Regions from separate parts of the Mus musculus genome. Here region 2 is linked to region 1. Evidence: chromatin loops called from intact Hi-C (ENCODE). Cell type or tissue: heart. All regions are shown on one strand.

Evidence for each region. Peaks named below come from ENCODE experiments on the same cell type or tissue, not always from the same donor. Only the 100,000 strongest peaks of a DNase experiment are listed, where the experiment ranks them.
Region 2: a loop joins it to region 1, with 4 times the contacts of the local background. A loop is called at or near these places in 2 of 42 quality-filtered maps.

The regions. Positions count from the first base shown.
Region 1 is chr5:137,784,829-137,792,828 of GRCm38, reverse strand. It overlaps Mepce (methylphosphate capping enzyme), which reads left to right and starts at 6,128. Exons shown (of 4, transcript NM_144913.3): 1 at 6,128-8,000. The coding sequence starts at 6,767. It overlaps Zcwpw1 (zinc finger, CW type with PWWP domain 1), which reads right to left and starts at 5,027. Exons shown (of 17, transcript NM_001005426.2): 1 at 4,884-5,027. In heart, CTCF peaks have their summits at 1,101 (motif pointing left) and 4,982; DNase peaks (open chromatin) are centred at 5,038, 5,498, 6,068, 6,418 and 2 weaker places; H3K4me3 peaks cover 3,636 bases; H3K27ac peaks cover 3,355 bases; H3K27me3 peaks cover 269 bases.
Region 2 is chr5:136,978,967-136,986,966 of GRCm38, reverse strand. It overlaps Znhit1 (zinc finger, HIT domain containing 1), which reads left to right and starts at 63. Exons shown (of 5, transcript NM_001310747.1): 1 at 63-156; 2 at 1,918-2,088; 3 at 4,020-4,099; 4 at 4,280-4,449; 5 at 4,550-4,773. The coding sequence starts at 135. The coding sequence ends at 4,571. In heart, CTCF peaks have their summits at 4,251 and 5,712 (motif pointing left); DNase peaks (open chromatin) are centred at 46, 3,961 and 4,316; H3K4me3 peaks cover 858 bases; H3K27ac peaks cover 584 bases.

The DNA of each region.
Region 1 (8,000 bases):
AGAGAGTTCTACAACATCCAGGGCTACATGGAAAAATTCTGCCTCAAAAAAATAAAAAATAAAATAAAAAAATTAAAAAAATAAAAAGAAAGCCGGGCGGTGGTGGCGCACGCCTTTGATCCCAGCACTTGGGAGGCAGAGGCAGGTGGATTTCTGAGTTCGAGGCCAGCCTGGTCTACAAAGTGAGTTCCAGGACAGCCAGGGCTACACAGAGAAACCCTGTCTCGAAAAAACAAAAAACAAAAAACAAAAAACAAAAACAAAAACAAAAAGAAACAAAAAATGACTGATAAGGCAGGTATAATGGCACACATTTTAATCCTAGCTCTTGGAAAGCAGAGGTGGAAATATCACTGTGAGTTCCACAATAGTGTGGTGCAAATTCCAAGCCAGCCAGAGCTGCAAGAGTACAACCCCTCTCCCTGCCCGGCCCCTCAGGCACACACACATACATACATACATACATACATACATACACACACACATACACAGAGAGAGAGAGAGAGAGAGAGAGAGTAAAGAAAAAAGCAATAGTTCAGCAGTTAAGAGCATTTGTTGTTCCTGCAAAGAACTAAGATTCAGTTCCCAGTACCCACATGGTGGTTTATAACCATCTATAACTCCAGTCCAGGGGATCAGATTCTCTTCTCGGACCTTGGAAGGTACCAAGTACACAAACGGTACTCATTCATAACATTTACAAATAAAATGAATAAATCTAATTAAATTTTTTGTTAAAAAAAAGTAAGAAAAAAGAAAGAAAATGTTATGTGTTATTGCACTATTACATGAATAAGTCATAGCAAATCTATAAAAAGAGTTACATAACAAAGAGTTTCCTTTAATCTAAAGTGGAAATGTGATGAATATTACTTTCAAAAATAGAGAAGAGAAAGCCAGGAAGTCACTTTCTGATGAACCAAGCTGCTGATCCATTTGATATGAATTTTCTTCTTCTACAATAACAAGTATTAAAAACCTGATTCAGGAGGCTAGAGAGAGAGAGAGAGAGAGAGAGAGAGATGGCTCAGAGATTAAGAACACTGGCTGCTCTTCCAGAGGCCCTGAGTTCAATTTCCAGTAATTATATGGTGCCCTCTTTTGGCCTGCAGGCATACATGCAGGCAGAATATTGTATACAAAAAAAATAATAATAATAATTCTTTTCTTTAAAAAAAAAAAGCTGATTCAGAGGAGAAAATACTAGTTAATAAGTATGCAAAATACCAACTTGCATTTTTCTGTATATTAGAGTATGAAGGCAGGCCTTGATGATAGGAAGTCTAACAGTCTAACATTCTTCTTTCTTTTTCTTTTTTTTTTTTTTTTTCTTTTTGGAGGCAGGGTCTCTCAGTGATCCTGTACCTTGACATTTTAGATACACTGGCTGCTCAACAAGCCCCCAGGATCCAACTGTCTCCACCTCCCAGGACTGAGGTCACAGACCCACCGCATCTTGTCCAGTTTTTATGTGGTATTGGGGATCCTTATGCGTAGGTATTTACTTGTTGAGTTACCTCCCTAGTCTCCATTTCTCTTTTCTCTCAGATGAAAAGGAGGCAGGGAGGGAAAGAGAAAAAAAACATAGGCATCCCAGCTGCAAAGATAGCTCTGAGGTTAAGGGCAAGTGCTTGCTGCTCTCCTCTGCTAAGATGGGAATAAGAAAGAGTAGTTGGAGTGAATATGATTGAAATGCACAATATGCATGTACAAATGTGTCATAATGAAACCATTATTACATATAACATGTACTTATGAATTTAAAAATGTTTATAAATAAAAGTTCTAAATAGACCTGCTGCAGTGAAGTAATTTAATTCAGTGCTGCCAACATTTGTCAAAAAGCATTAATTATCCACCTTATGACTAGGTAATTATTCCCTCTTTAAAAAAAAAAAAAAAGATTGATTGATTGATTGATTGATTATCTATGTTCTATCTGATGGCCAGAAGAGGGCATCAGATCCCATTACAGATGGTTGTGAACCACCATGTATTTGCTGGAAATTGAACTCAGGAGCCCTGGAAGAGCAGCCAGTGCTCTTAACCTCTGAGCTATCTCTCCAGCCCTATTCCCTCTTTAAAAAAAATTATTTATTTAATGTATATGAGTACACTGTAGCTATATAGATGGTTGTGAGCCTTCATGTGGTTGTTGGGAATTGAATTTAGGACCTCTGCTCGCTCCGGTCAGACCTGCTTGCTCCAGAATAGGGCATCAGATCTCATTACAGGTGGTTGTGAGCCACCATGTGGTTGCTGGGATTTGAACTCAGGACCTTTGGAAGAAGAGTCAGTGCTCCTACCTGCATGAGCCATCTCTCCAGCCCCCCCCCCAATTCCCTCTTTATACTGATAAAGAAAAGTAAATCCTTCAGTATATCTATTATCATAGACTCTAAGTTTCTAAAAATCATAAAAACTATATTTAATAACAGCGTTCAGGAGGCAGGATTTAGAGTTCAAATTTGATGGCTACATAGCAAGACCCTACCATTTAAAAAAAAAAAAAAAACACAACAAGGGCTGGAGAGAGCACTGACTGCTCTTGTGAAGGTCCTGAGTTCAAATCCCAGCAACCACATGGTGGCTCACAACCATCTGTAATGAGATCTGATGCCCTCTTCTAGTGCATCTGAAGACAACTACAGTGTACTTAGATATAATAATAAATAAGTCTTTAAAAAAAGAAAAAAAAAAAAAAAGCTGGGCAGTGGTGGCGCATGCCTTTAATCCCAGCACTTGGGAGGCAGAGGCAGGCAGATTTCTGAATTCAAGGCCAGCCTGATCTACTGAGTGAGTTCCAGGACAGCCAGGCTACACAGAGAAACCCTGTCTCAAAAAACCAAAATAAATAAATAAATAAAAGCAAAAACAAAAACAAGCAAACAAAACTTTTCAATCACTTTTAAGCTAGGATAGTGAGCCATGTCTAAATTTCAATCGTGGGAATGTTCTAGTTTGAGAACTACAGAAAAACCCTGCAGTCCCTCCAAAACAAAAACAAAAGCAAATATAGACACACACAAAGCCTCCTATATTTCAGAATATAGTTTAACACAACCAGGGGTTCACGGCTATACTCACAGCACTTAAGAGACTGAAGGAAGTTTGTTGCTTCAACTTTGAGTTCAGTCTGGGCTACAACGTGACCTTGAAAACAGCCAGGGATACAGACAAGACTCTGTCTCAGAAAATAAACAAATAAGCAATAGATAGGTGGCTAAATAGATAGATAGACAGACAGGCAAACAAACAAACAAATGAATAAATGAATAAATGCTTACAGATAATTCAGTGGGTAGGGGTGCTTGCCCCCAAGCCTAATGATCTGAAACTGATCTCAGATCCCACTTGATTGGCAGGGATGGACAGACAGGATGACACAACATGGACAGGATGACCTCTGGCCTCCCCATGCTCTACAGCATGTGCACAAACACACACATCCAACAAACAACAAATAAATAAGGGTGATAAAACTTTTAAAAAATATAAATTCACTTAAAAATTTCCTGTCCTGGGCCCTGGCAGTGGTGGTGCATGGCAGCACTGTGTAGGCAGAGGGGAGGGGGACTGACTGAGGAGCTGGTGAGATGGTTCAAGAATTAAGAGCACTGGCTTCCAGGGGTGCCTGTAACCACATGATGGCTCACAACTATCTATAAAGGGATCTGATGCTCTCTTCTGGCCTGCAGGTGTACATGCAGACTGAGCATTCACACATAAAAAAATGATGATGATGATGATAATGATAGAATAAATGAAAATTTCATTCCCTTTAATACGGAATTGATGGCTTTTTGACATTGCCTAATAGCCTATGAACTCCTGCCTATTCTCATGTTTTACCTGTTTTTAAGTTCACTTTGTGAGCACGCATCTGTGTTCTGCAGACCTTTTAAACGTTTAACAAGGAAAACAAGGAAAGAAATAAAGAAAGAATCAAAGAAAGAAAGATGTTCTACCTACCCTCACCAGATTTACTCTCAGAAGGAACTACCCAAACGAGACTTCCCACAGAACATTACAAATAAAATTCACAGTAAAGTGTATTGGCTCGGGGCGCGGTGGGGTGGGGGTTGGGGGAGGTGGTGGAAGAAACCCCGAAGATGTGTGGTCACCTGTGAGCAAAACAGTTTCTTTCGTGACATTAAATGTCATTTCTAAGCCGGGCGTGGTGGCGCACGCACTCGGGAGGCAGATTTCTGAGTTCGAGGCCAGCCTGGTCTACAAAGTGAGTTCCAGGACAGCCAGGGCTACACAGAGAAACCCTGTCTCGGAAAAAAAAAAAAAAAAAGTCATTTCTATCCTTGACCGCAATCTCTGGATCGCTCCCGCTCCCCCCAACCCCCGTGTCCCGACCTCAGGCTGCCCTCGGGGATGCTCTTGCTTCGAGGACCTTGTGCCCTAGGCCTTCGCAGGGCGGGCGCGCGTCCTTTCTGCTTACAGATAGCAAGATGCGGGGCCATGTATACTGAACCCCACAGCGGAGGGGAGGCCTTTGAGTGGTCTTCTACTTTTCCTCTCTCTTTACCAATTCTCTCCGCGACGGCCATTAAAAGCAGAGATCTCACCCAGGCAAACAACCCTCGCCTCCCCTCAGAGCGTCAAGTAACGCTTCGCTACTCTCCCGGACCAAGAACGCCACCATGGAAGCCTCTTCCCCTTTGCTCCCGCTCAGCCTCGCTGTCCCACAACGCCTCATTTCCCTCCGCAATACTGGGTTATTTTTTGTTGTTGTTGTTCTGAAGATTAGCGATTCTGAAGAGCAGGGGCTAAGGTCCGCTGTGGCTCCGAAGAGAAAATTTCTCCTCAGCCAACAGGTACCGAGAGTCACCACAACTAACACTTTCCTCTGCAGTCGCATAAAAGACAACTACCTTCTGGGGCGACGAGGACCTAAAGGTGAAGCGCAGCTAACGCTGTCGCAGCCATTCCGCACATCCCTTCCACCTCGAGCAACTTTTCCCGCCACCAGGAGAAGGCGCGAGGACACGGACAAATTCCGCCCCCAAGCGGCGTGCGCTCAGGTGCTGCGCGTGCGCAGTTGGAAGTTGCTTCTGCGTCTGCGCAGCCGGAGTAGCCCGCCATCTTAAGAACGAAAGCCTAGTGAAACTACAAGTTCCATAATCCTCGCTGACATCTTTAGTTCCGCGCCCCCCCCCCCATAATATCCTGCGAAGCGCCCTAGGCACTTCATTCTTATCTCTGCCTCAAATCGCTTTCTCTTTCCTGTTTTCGTGCTATCACTCCCTACCTTTTAGTTGTCGTCACCCTCTTAAATTTTGAAACCATCTTGAGCTCCCCCCTTGCCTCTACAGTGCTCTTTCCTGACAAATAGTCTGTGGACTGGGAAACTCCGCCAGCCATCAGTCTGAGGATTCTGCATAGAATCAGTGCTTCCCATTGGCCGAAACAGGAGCCCAAACAGGTCGATACCCTTTCCCGCCCACATTCGCGGTGTGTCTAGCTGCAGGGATAATGCTGTAAAATCCGCAACGCTAGCGGGTGGCGCTGAGGGACCGATACGCAGGCGCTGCACTATGGCAGCGGCGTCCGAGGCCTGACGTAGGTGTAGGGAGGAGAGGAAGGCGTAGTTCTCTAGATGTTTGTCCCTGGTGGAAGGAGGAGGGCCGCTTGAACAACTGGGCCATTTCAGGGGAAGAGGAGTTTGGACAATCTCGATGTTTTAGTACTTGTTTGTTTTCAATTCAGAAAATATATTAAATAATATATTGCATTTTATTGATAACAGTTCTTGAGACAATGGTCTCGATTCCTTAGCCTACTTTATCATCCTCTCCTCAGGTTCTCCTAAGTCCTAATTCTAATGAGATAGGCTGGGGGCGGGGGGAAGGGGTGGGGAAAAGACCAGCGATCGCTCATGAATAATTCATGAGCCCGCCTCTTTCGCTGGGAATGCACGCCCCTTGGAAACGTGCTGACGCACGCTGCGTGTAATGAACCTAAGGAAACGACGTCACACTCCCCGCCCCTAGAGCGGAGGGGGCGGAACATCATCTCCAGCACGTGTTGCCCCTTCAACCCGCGCAAGTCCAAAAGGACTGTGCGCAGGCGCTCTCCAGGAGGGGCGGGGATGGGGGAGGAAGGAGGCGGGGCAGGGAGGTTGTTGGGTTTAGAGCCGGGCGGAGACGGCGGAGCCTCATTCCTCAGGAACAAGGGTCGGGTGTCAAGGAGACCTTTTCACACCAGCTCCCGTTCCCCGCCTACGGTGGGTGGGATCGCACGGCAGAGACAAAGGATATCAGTAGGGCTTGGACTTAGCAGCGAAGGGAAGTCGGGTGTCCGTGTGGGGCGGTGGGCGTCTCGGGCTGGGGGAGGGTGAGGTAATTAGGGAGGGGGGCTGTATTTAAACTCTCGGAGCCGTTAAGTTGGTTCGCACTCCCGATGCGCGCGCAGCCTGGGTGGTGGCGGAGCGCGCATGCGTGGGTCCTGGGCGAGCGGGACGCGCGCCCGTCGTGCGCGCTCGCGGCAGAGTGGTAGTGGCGGAGAAAAGGGAGTCGGCGCACGCGCAGTTGGTTCCTCGGCTTGTCCGGGTCTCGCGGGCATCTTGTTTTGGTCTCGCGGGCGAGTGGAGCGCGCTTGGTGTGTCGCGGGAGGGAGGTGGAGGCGCGAGGCAGAGCTGCGCGCGCACTCGGGGAAGGAGGGAGTGAGGTGGTCTTAGGAAGGGTTACAGGGGGCTTCCCCTTGCTCTCTTCTCAGTACCCTCGCTTGAGAAGGGGAAATTAAACAGGGAGAGGAGATGATCGAGATGGCGGCGGAGAAGGAGCCCTTTCTGGTGCCGGCCCCGCCGCCGCCGCTCAAAGATGAGTCGGGCGGAGGGGGCGGCCCCGAGGTGCAATCGCACCAAGAGGCTGCCTCCGGGGAGCTCCGTGATGGGACAGAACACGGGCCGGGCCCTCGCGCGCACTCGGCCGGGGCCGCAGCCAGCGGAGGGGGCGGCCCCCAGGCACAGGCGCACGGGGAGCCCCACGGGCGAGCCGCCGCTCCTGCGGACGTGGGGGAGGAGCGCCGGGGAGGGGGCGGGACGGACCTGGGTCCCCCAGCCCCTCCTCGACCTCGCAATGGCTACCAGCCCCACCGACCCCCTGGGGGTGGTGGGGGCAAAAGAAGAAATAGCTGTAACGTGGGGGGAGGGAGCGGTGGAAGCTTCAAACATCCGGCCTTCAAGAGGCGCCGGCGAGTGAATTCAGACTGCGACTCTGTGTTACCATCCAATTTCCTTCTGGGGGGTAACATATTTGATCCACTGAACCTGAATAGCCTCCTGGATGAGGAAGTGAGTCGCGCACTCAATGCGGAGACCCCAAAGTCATCCCCACTTCCGGCCAAGGGGCGAGACCCTGTGGAGATCCTCATCCCCAAAGATATTACTGACCCGCTCAGTCTCAACACTTGCACTGACGAGGCCCATGTAGTGCTTGCCTCACCACTCAAGATTGGTCGCAAGCGCCATAGACACCGGGGACCGCACCACCAGCAGCAGCAGCAGGCGTCTGGAGGGAATGATAGCAACGCCGCCGTGCTGCCCACTGACCCTCTCACGCCCTCACTCCATGGGGAGGGTGCTACGCAGCAGCAGCAAAACAGAGGCCAGAACCGTGATGCCCCTCAACCCTATGAACTCAACACAGCCATCAACTGCAGGGATGAAGTTGTGTCTCCCCTTCCATCTGCCCTGCAGGGTTCCTCAGGCTCCCTTTCTGCCCCTCCAGCTGCCTCAGTTACCTCTGCACCCTCTACTTCTTCCTCCTCCCGACATCGCAAACGTCGCAGGACTTCCAGCAAGTCAGAGGCAGGGGCTAGGGGTGGAAGCCAGGGTTCCAAGGAAAAGGGCAGAGGGAGTGGAGGAGGCCGTCACCACCACCACCCACTACCTGCAACTGGCTTCAAAAAGCAACAGCTAAAGTTCCAATATGGGAATTACTGCAAGTACTATGGCTATCGCAATCCTTCCTGTGAGGACGTGCGCCTTA
Region 2 (8,000 bases), 810 kb after region 1:
GTAATGACTTCAAGCGGGAGGGGAAAGACTGCGCACGCGTATGTGTGCACGCCACCGGAAGGGGTGTGCTCAGAGCAAGGGTCGGTGGTTAGTACGCGTGCGCAGTAGGCTCTTCTGTCAACTGTGTTGCGCCAATGGTGGAGAAGAAACCCGCCGGTATGTGAGCCTTGAGTGGTTCGCCCTTTTGTGCTTCCCAAGTTCAAATTCAGCCTAACATCTCCCCGCCTAGCTTTTCACGTCAATTACCTTCGCTCAGTGTTGGGGCAGTCTCGGAACCATTAATTCGTGTTTTGTGACTGCTTGCTTCAGCAGACGTTGGGGATGGAGAGGATGTGTTGTCTCTCCAAAGCCCGGGTGCTATGAGCAGTGGTACTCACCTCGGCTTCTGGATTGTTTTGCTTTTGTTTTTTTTTTGTTTTTTGTTTTTTTCTTCGAGACAGGGTGCGTACCCTTGGCTGTCCTGGAACTAGCTCTGTAGATTAGGCTGGCTTGGAACTCACAGAGATCTGCCTGCCTCTGCCTCTACACTGCTGGGATTAAAGGCGTGCGCCACCATCGCCCCACTTTCCTCCAGCTTCTGGATGTTGGATGGAGGGAACAGAGAAACTTAGGAAATCAAAGGGCTTGGCTTTGGGTACTACACAAACACGTGCACACACACACACGAACATACACACTTCATTCCTTCCTTTCTCTCTTTTTTTAATGTAGCCTAGGCTGCCTATGTAAATTAGGCTGGACCTCAGCCTCTTGGTGTCCTGTAGTCCTGAAGTCTGTGGTTTGGGGGAGTTCTGGTTTGAGACTGGCATGTTATGGGAAACCCAGCACCAGGAATGGGCAGGTGAGATGGTGCATGCAGTAGGTAAAGTTGCTTGCTGCCAAGCCTGACTACTTGAGTTCAGTCCCCAGGATCCACATGATAGGAGAAAAGGCTTCCATACAGTGTCCTCTGATCTCTGCACGTGTACTGCAACACCTACATGTGCACAGAAACACTCAGAATAAATGCACTTTTTGAAGAAAGATAGAAATACAAGAAAAAGAGGTCAGAGATGAGCCCCTGCTGATAGGGTGTTGTCCAGCATGCCCAAAACTCTTGCTCCATCCCCAGCATCACATAAGCCTGGTGTGGCTGTGCACAGGAGGTCATCCCAGGCCAGCCTGGGCTTCCTGAGATCCTATTGAAGGTTGTGGGGGTGAGAAAGGGACAGGCCAAAGAGCGCTATCAATTAAAGAAAAAGGACAGGCAGAAGCAGCCTCGAGAGCAAGAGAGGAGACAAAATGTCGGGATAGGAAATATATCCAACAAGATAGGGGGACATCTGGGAGCCACACTGGGGAGACTTTTAGTCCAAGGAAGGTAGTCGGTGCAGTCACAGGGCACAGGCATGCGTCTCAGGCTGAAGGAACATTCTAGAAATGTACACTGGATTTTGCCCTACTGAATCACAGGTCTTGAGAATATGGAGGCCAGAAGTCAATACTGTGTCAATTCTCAAAGGCGCTCTTTATTTTAATTTGTGTATGTGTGCTGCTCTGTGCAGGTGAGTGTAGGTATCCATGAAGGACAAAAGAGGCAGTTGGAATTACAGAAAGTTGTGAGCCACCCTCATGGCTGCTGGTCCTGGGTCCTGGAAACAGCTGTAGCACTCTGCAAGAGCAGGGAGCGCTGTTAACCACTGAGCCCTCTCTCCAGCTGCAATTTATTGTGTCTCCAGTTATTGCTGGGACTGGGAGGACTTAGAGGCAGCATAAAGGGCCGAAACAAGCTTGCCAAGCTGGAAGAAAGCAGGGTGAAGATCTGGGAATTCCTCACAGCATAATGAAGGGGCCGAGGCGAGGAGACTGGGGCTCTAGGCAACGGCAGTGCAACTTTCCTCCTGTCTTGACCCCGGTAACTCTCTTTGCCCCATCTAGTTCGCTCCCAGGACCCTGGACAGCGGCGGGTGCTGGACAGGGCAGCCAGGCAGCGGCGGATCAACCGACAGCTGGAGGCATTGGAGAATGACAACTTCCAGGATGACCCCCATGCCGGCCTCCCCCAGCTGGGCAAGAGGCTACCTCAGTTTGATGATGATGCAGACACAGGTGAGATGGGGGTTAGGGAGGAGGAGCGAGACAGTGCCGTGAAGCTCCTTGTCACCCGTAACTGCAGATGATGCCAATGAGCGCAGATGGGAATTGCATCTTTATTGTGTTTTTAATTTCCTCATTTTGTGTGCATGCATATGTGTGTCTGTTCATTCCTGCACACGCTTGCCTGTGGAGATCAGAAATTAACTTACAGGAGTTCGTTTTCTCCTTCCAGAGTTGAAATTCTGGTTACTCAGGTTGCTGAGTTCAGCAGCAGGTTCCCTTAAGCACCAAGCCATCTTAGCAGCCCCTGTTTCTTTAAAACTGCAACTTATTCAGAGAGCAGGCAATCTGAGAAATTTATTGATATTAATTAATATCAACTTATTGATATTCTAAAGATCCATCTTCTAGCCTGGGGGAGCCATTGCTCACATGTGCACGTGTGTTTACAAATACACACACTCACACACACACACATACACACATGACACAATGACACATACCTTTAAGCCCAGCACTAGGGACACAGAGGCAGGTGGATTTCTGTGGGTCAGCCTGGTCTTCAATTGGAGTTCCAGAACAGCTAGAGTTACACAGAAAAACCCTTTCTCAAACAAACAAACAAACAAACCATGTTCAGTCAGCAGGTTATAGACAGAGACAAAAGGCTGTCAATCATCTGGATTGGTTGCCATTTCCCCTTCCCTCTGTGTCAGGTGTCAGCCACATCTCTGAGACTAGCGATGGCCGTGACCTTTGTTATCATCCTGTGTACTTGTTCCTTACTCTGCTCATGTCTGGGCTGGGCTCCGGCACTTCTTGAACCACTGAGTCAAATTAGTGTCTGCTGGTGTCATCTTTGTACTCCAAGGCCATCTGACAGGGAGGGGGTGGTTAGCTCAGCAAACCAACCAGGAACAGCTGTATACGCTAAGCTAGAAACACCATGTATGTGCCTGTTGTCTGGTCTGTTTATAGTAGGGAGGGTTTTGTTTCTTGAGAGAGGGTCTCTCTATGTAGACCAGGCTGTTCTGGAACTCACAGAGATCCGCCTGCCTCTACCTCCCAGGTGCTGGGATCAGCGGTGTGCGCCACGCCCGGCAAGATGTTTTTAAACTTTAAATAATCTCTCTTGTTTCATGTGTGGCATGGAGGTCAGAGGACAATGTTTGGGAGTAGCTTTTCTCCTTGTACTGAGGGCCAGGGACTGAACTCAGGATGGCAGCCTTGGCAGCCAGCGCCTTTTCCCGCCATCTTGCCGGCTCAAGTGTGTCATTTATACAAATGTAGGCAGAGAGGGACAGACCACATAAAATATCCCTGCCCTTGGGCTGGAGGAAAGGGAAGGCGTCGGGACTGTGGGAGGGAAGGCTGGCAGTAGGGCGGTGACTTGGGAATTACTTCTGGCTTTGCCAGTGCCTGGCTCCTGTGTTGGGAGCATCTGCCTTTCCTGTCTGTGTCTCTGTGCCTCAGTTTCTTCATATGTGTGGGATAAAAAAGATGGAGCAATCAGGTATAGCGACCCAGCACACAGAAAGTTTGAAGCCAGAGAACTGCCAAGAATTTAAGGTCAGCCTGGTCTATATAGTGAGTTTGAAGTGGGCTTGGGGTAGGTAGTGAGACCTTGTATCAAAGCAACAACAACAAGACTGTGTAATCTGAGCACCTGAGAGGTGGGAACAGGGAGATCGATCAAAGATCACCGTTTATCTACACAGTGAGTTCATGGCCAACCTGGGCTTCATCAGCTCCTGTCCCCAAAATAAAAAGATGGAGTAGGTTGGACTTTTAAGTAGCTGACGGTCGACCAGGATTGCAGATATCAGTCAGCGTTAGTGCAGATGTAGGCAGGGAGGGACAGACCCCGATTGTGGTGTGGATAGGCCTCTCCAACAGGACTGTCACAGCCACTGTCCAGCAACTCAGTGTCCTTCATCCCCCAGGAAAGAAAAAGAAGAAAACTCGAGGTGACCACTTTAAACTTCGCTTCCGGAAAAACTTCCAGGCTTTGCTGGAGGAGCAGGTGAGAGAAGGCTCAGTCTGAGGTTGGGACCCTAGAGAGCACGGGGGGGGGGGGGGGGTGGGGGGGGGGGTGGGGGGGGGGGGGTGGTGAGCAAGGTCCTGCTCTTCAGCGCCCCTTGTGGACATCAGCTGCATGGCGGACTGGAGAATTCCGGATGCCTGACCCTTCATGTCCTTGCAGAACCTGAGTGCATCTGAGGGCCCCAACTACTTGACAGCCTGTGCCGGCCCCCCATCTCGGCCCCAGCGTCCCTTCTGTGCTGTGTGTGGCTTCCCATCCCCGTATACCTGTGTGAGCTGTGGTGCCCGGTACTGCACCGTGCGCTGCCTGGGTACCCATCAGGAGACCAGGTGAGCCCGAGCCTGACCCAGCCATGCCTACAGTCTTATTCCATGTAGCATCCCAGGACCTCCCTCCTTCTCCAATGGGCTTCTCTCTCTCTTTCTGCAGGTGTCTGAAGTGGACCGTGTAAACCTGGCATCAGGGAGAGAAAGTACCCCCACCCTTCCCAACCCACCCCAGCTCATTCACAAAGGACAGAGAGAGGGAGAAACTACCCATTCACCCAGCAAAGCTGTGCCCTGCCGACCAAGGAAGGCCACAGGGACCCAGGACTGTTGTGGGGGTGGTCCATCCACAGAGTGCTGTGATAATAAACGGCCTGGTGAAAGGAAGCCTGCCTGCTCATTCTGGGGTATTTGGAGGTGAAGGTCAGGGTTGACTGTCAGGCCAGCATAGACTCTGCCTTTCTTCTTGTAGCCTCCATTGCCGGCCCTCTGTGTCATGGGAGGGTTGTGTCCCATTCTCCAGCTACTCTCAAGTCATCTCTGCCTTTCTTAGCTGCTGCTTTACTTTGGTTTTTGAAACAAAATTTTGTATAGCCTAGGCTAGCCTTGAATTTACTATATGTATAGTCATTAGGCTGAACTCCTAATCTTTCTGGCTCTGCCTCTGCCTCTGCCTCTTAAGCGATGTTTTTTAAATAGTTTTTCTTTCCATGTATCTGAAGATTTTTTCCTCTTTGTGTTTGTGCATGAGTGTGTGTGTGTGCACGTGTGTGCACGTACGCACACGTATGTCATAGAGAGTGTATAGATGGCAGAGGACAACTCTTGAAGGAATCAGTTCTCCCCTTCTACCCTGCTGAGACAGGACTTTTATTGTGTCTGCTCCTCACTTAGTGGACTTTAGGCCCACAGGCTGGCCCACAGGCTGACCCACAGACTCCCAAATGGTTCTCTTTCTTCCATCTTGCTGCAGGTGTGCTAGGATTACAAATATGAGCCCTGGCATGTGTGGGTCCTATGAATCAAACGAGGGTCATCAGGCTTCCAAGGGTAGTGCCTTTACCCACTCAGCTGTCTCCTGCCCACGTCTGGTGTTTAGAAAGCAAGAGGGTTGTATGTCCTCCTACAGATGGGCCCCAAGAGCTGGTTTGGAGGGTCCAGCAGGGAAGCACAATCACTCGTGTACCCCTGGAAAAATATTCCTCTTGAGATAGATAGATGGCTCAGTGGTTAAAAAACACTGGTTGCTCTTCTAGAGGACCCAGATTCAATTTCAAGGACCCCCACATGGCAGCCCGCAACAGTCTCTAGCTCCAGCCTAGGGGATCTGCTGCCCTCTTCAGGCCTCTGAGGTTACTTCATACATGGGGTACACAGACGTACATGCAGACAAAACATGTACACGTAAAAAAAATAACGGAAGAAAAGACTTTAGAAAATTCCTCCTCCCCTGGGAGCAGTCATCCTCTTTATCAGATCTCGAAGCTGCCTCTAAAAGCTTATCAAGTGGCCAAGGAGGAAGCAGGCACCACCTAGCCAGCTCGGCCAAGCCGCAGCAACCCTGGGGACCAGAGTCCTGTGGAAGCTCCGCTCCTTTACCTGCTATTGGTTACGCTACAGGTTTTTCCTCGTTTTATTTTTAATGAAAAGTTGTGTGTGTGTGTGTGTGTGTAGGAGACACAGCATGAGTGTAGAAGTCACAAGAACTTTGAGAAGTTAGTTCTCTTCTTCCACTAAGTTGGTCCCTGGGATCAAACTCAGGTCGTTAACCTTGGCAGCAAGCATCTTCACCCACTGAGCCCTCTCACTGGCCCTATTTCTTGGCTATGAATTTAGTTTGGAAGGAGGTGGGTTTGTGGTTTGTTTTGATGTTTGAAGACATGGTCTCTCTATATCGTTCTGGATCCCCTGAAACTCACTCTGTAGATCAGATTGGCCTGGAACTCAGAAATCCGCCTGCCTCTGCCTCCTGAGTGCTGGGATTAAAGGTGTGCATCACTGTGCCTAGCTTGAAAGGAGGCACTTTAGTTTCTTTTTCCTGGTTCTGAGTTCATGTTTTATCTCTTCTCCCTTCCCTCCATTTCCACCCCCTCCTCTCCTCTGTCCCTGCTCCCACCCCCTTTTTTTCTGGAACCCAAGGCATTGTACAGGTTAGGCGAGCACTCGACTGCTGAAACTCACCTCCAGGCCTCAATCGGAGGATTCTGGATAAGCACTCAGCCCCTGAGATACATCCCAGATCACTTTTTTTTTTTTGGTTTTTTGAGACAGGGTTTCTCTGTATAGCCCTGGCTGCCCTGGAACTCACTCTGTAGCCAGGCTGGCCTCTAACTCAGAAACCTGCCTGCCTCTGCCTCCCAAGTGCTGGGATTAAAGGCGTGCACTACCACCACCCAGCCCAGATCACTTTTATTTTGTAATCTGAAACAGGATCTCACTAGATTGTCCAGGCTGAACTCAACTCTATAGCTCCAGCAGCCCTTGAGTTCATTATCTTCCTGCCTCTGCCTCCCAAATAGCCTCAATTACAGATTGTACCGTCAGCAACCCTTTAAGTTTAGATTTCAGTTTTGAGCTAGCTTCAAGGGCTGAGTGAGTAGGCAGGGTGGGGTAAGGGCTGAGGAGTGTTGCAAAATGGTGTAAGAGGAAACCAGATAGTTCTGTCTGATATTTGACAAAATGGGACCAGTCAGGCTGACTCTTGTCCCTGATGCTACTAGTGTGCAGGGACACTCAGGATGTCGGAAGTGGGGTATGGAGAATTGTCACAGCATTAGACCAAGGCATTCCTGGGAAGCATGGGGGAAGCTTAGAGGTTCCTGTTGCTGGTGGTGCTGGCTGCAGAGATTGGCATGGTGTCTGCAGGATCCCAGACTCGCTACTTGTCTAAGTGGATTGCAGGCTGTAATTGCAGGCTGTAATTACCTAATCCTTGAAATTACCCTGCTAAGCACACAGCAGGAGCGGTCCTAAGCATTTGCTGGACAAATGACCTTAATTAGCTACTAATGAGATCCAGCAAGGTTTTTCAAGGTTTTTGAGACAAGTTCTCGCTAAAATTTTGGGTTGGTGAGATGGCTTAATGGGTAAAGGCACTTGTGACTTGTAGCTGAGTTTGATCCCTGGGACTGACGCCCACAAGTTGTCCTTTGACTTTCACAAACTTGAGGAGTCCCTAGGAAGAGGAAGAGGAGGAGGACAAAGAGGAAGGATTGGAGGAGGCCGAGGGGTCAACACCACGAAAACATGGCCTAAAGAATCAACTGACCTGGACTCCCAGGGGTCACAGAGATCAGGGAGCCTGCGTGGATCTGACCTAGGTCCTCTGCATGTGTTTTGGTTGCTGTGGTGGTTTGAATCTGCTTGGCCCATGGGAGGTGGCACTACTGGGAAGTGTGGTCTTGTTGGAAGGGTGGGCTTTGAGGTCTTATGTTTGAGCTCCGCCCAGGACAGAAGAGACCCTCCTCCTGGCTTCCTGCAGAAGATAATCTCTCCTGATTGTCTGTGGGTCAATATGTAGAACTCTCAGCTCCTGCGGCACCGCATCTGCCTGCATCCTGCCAGGCTTCCTTGCCATGATGATACTGGACTGAACCTCTGAAACTGTAAGCTAG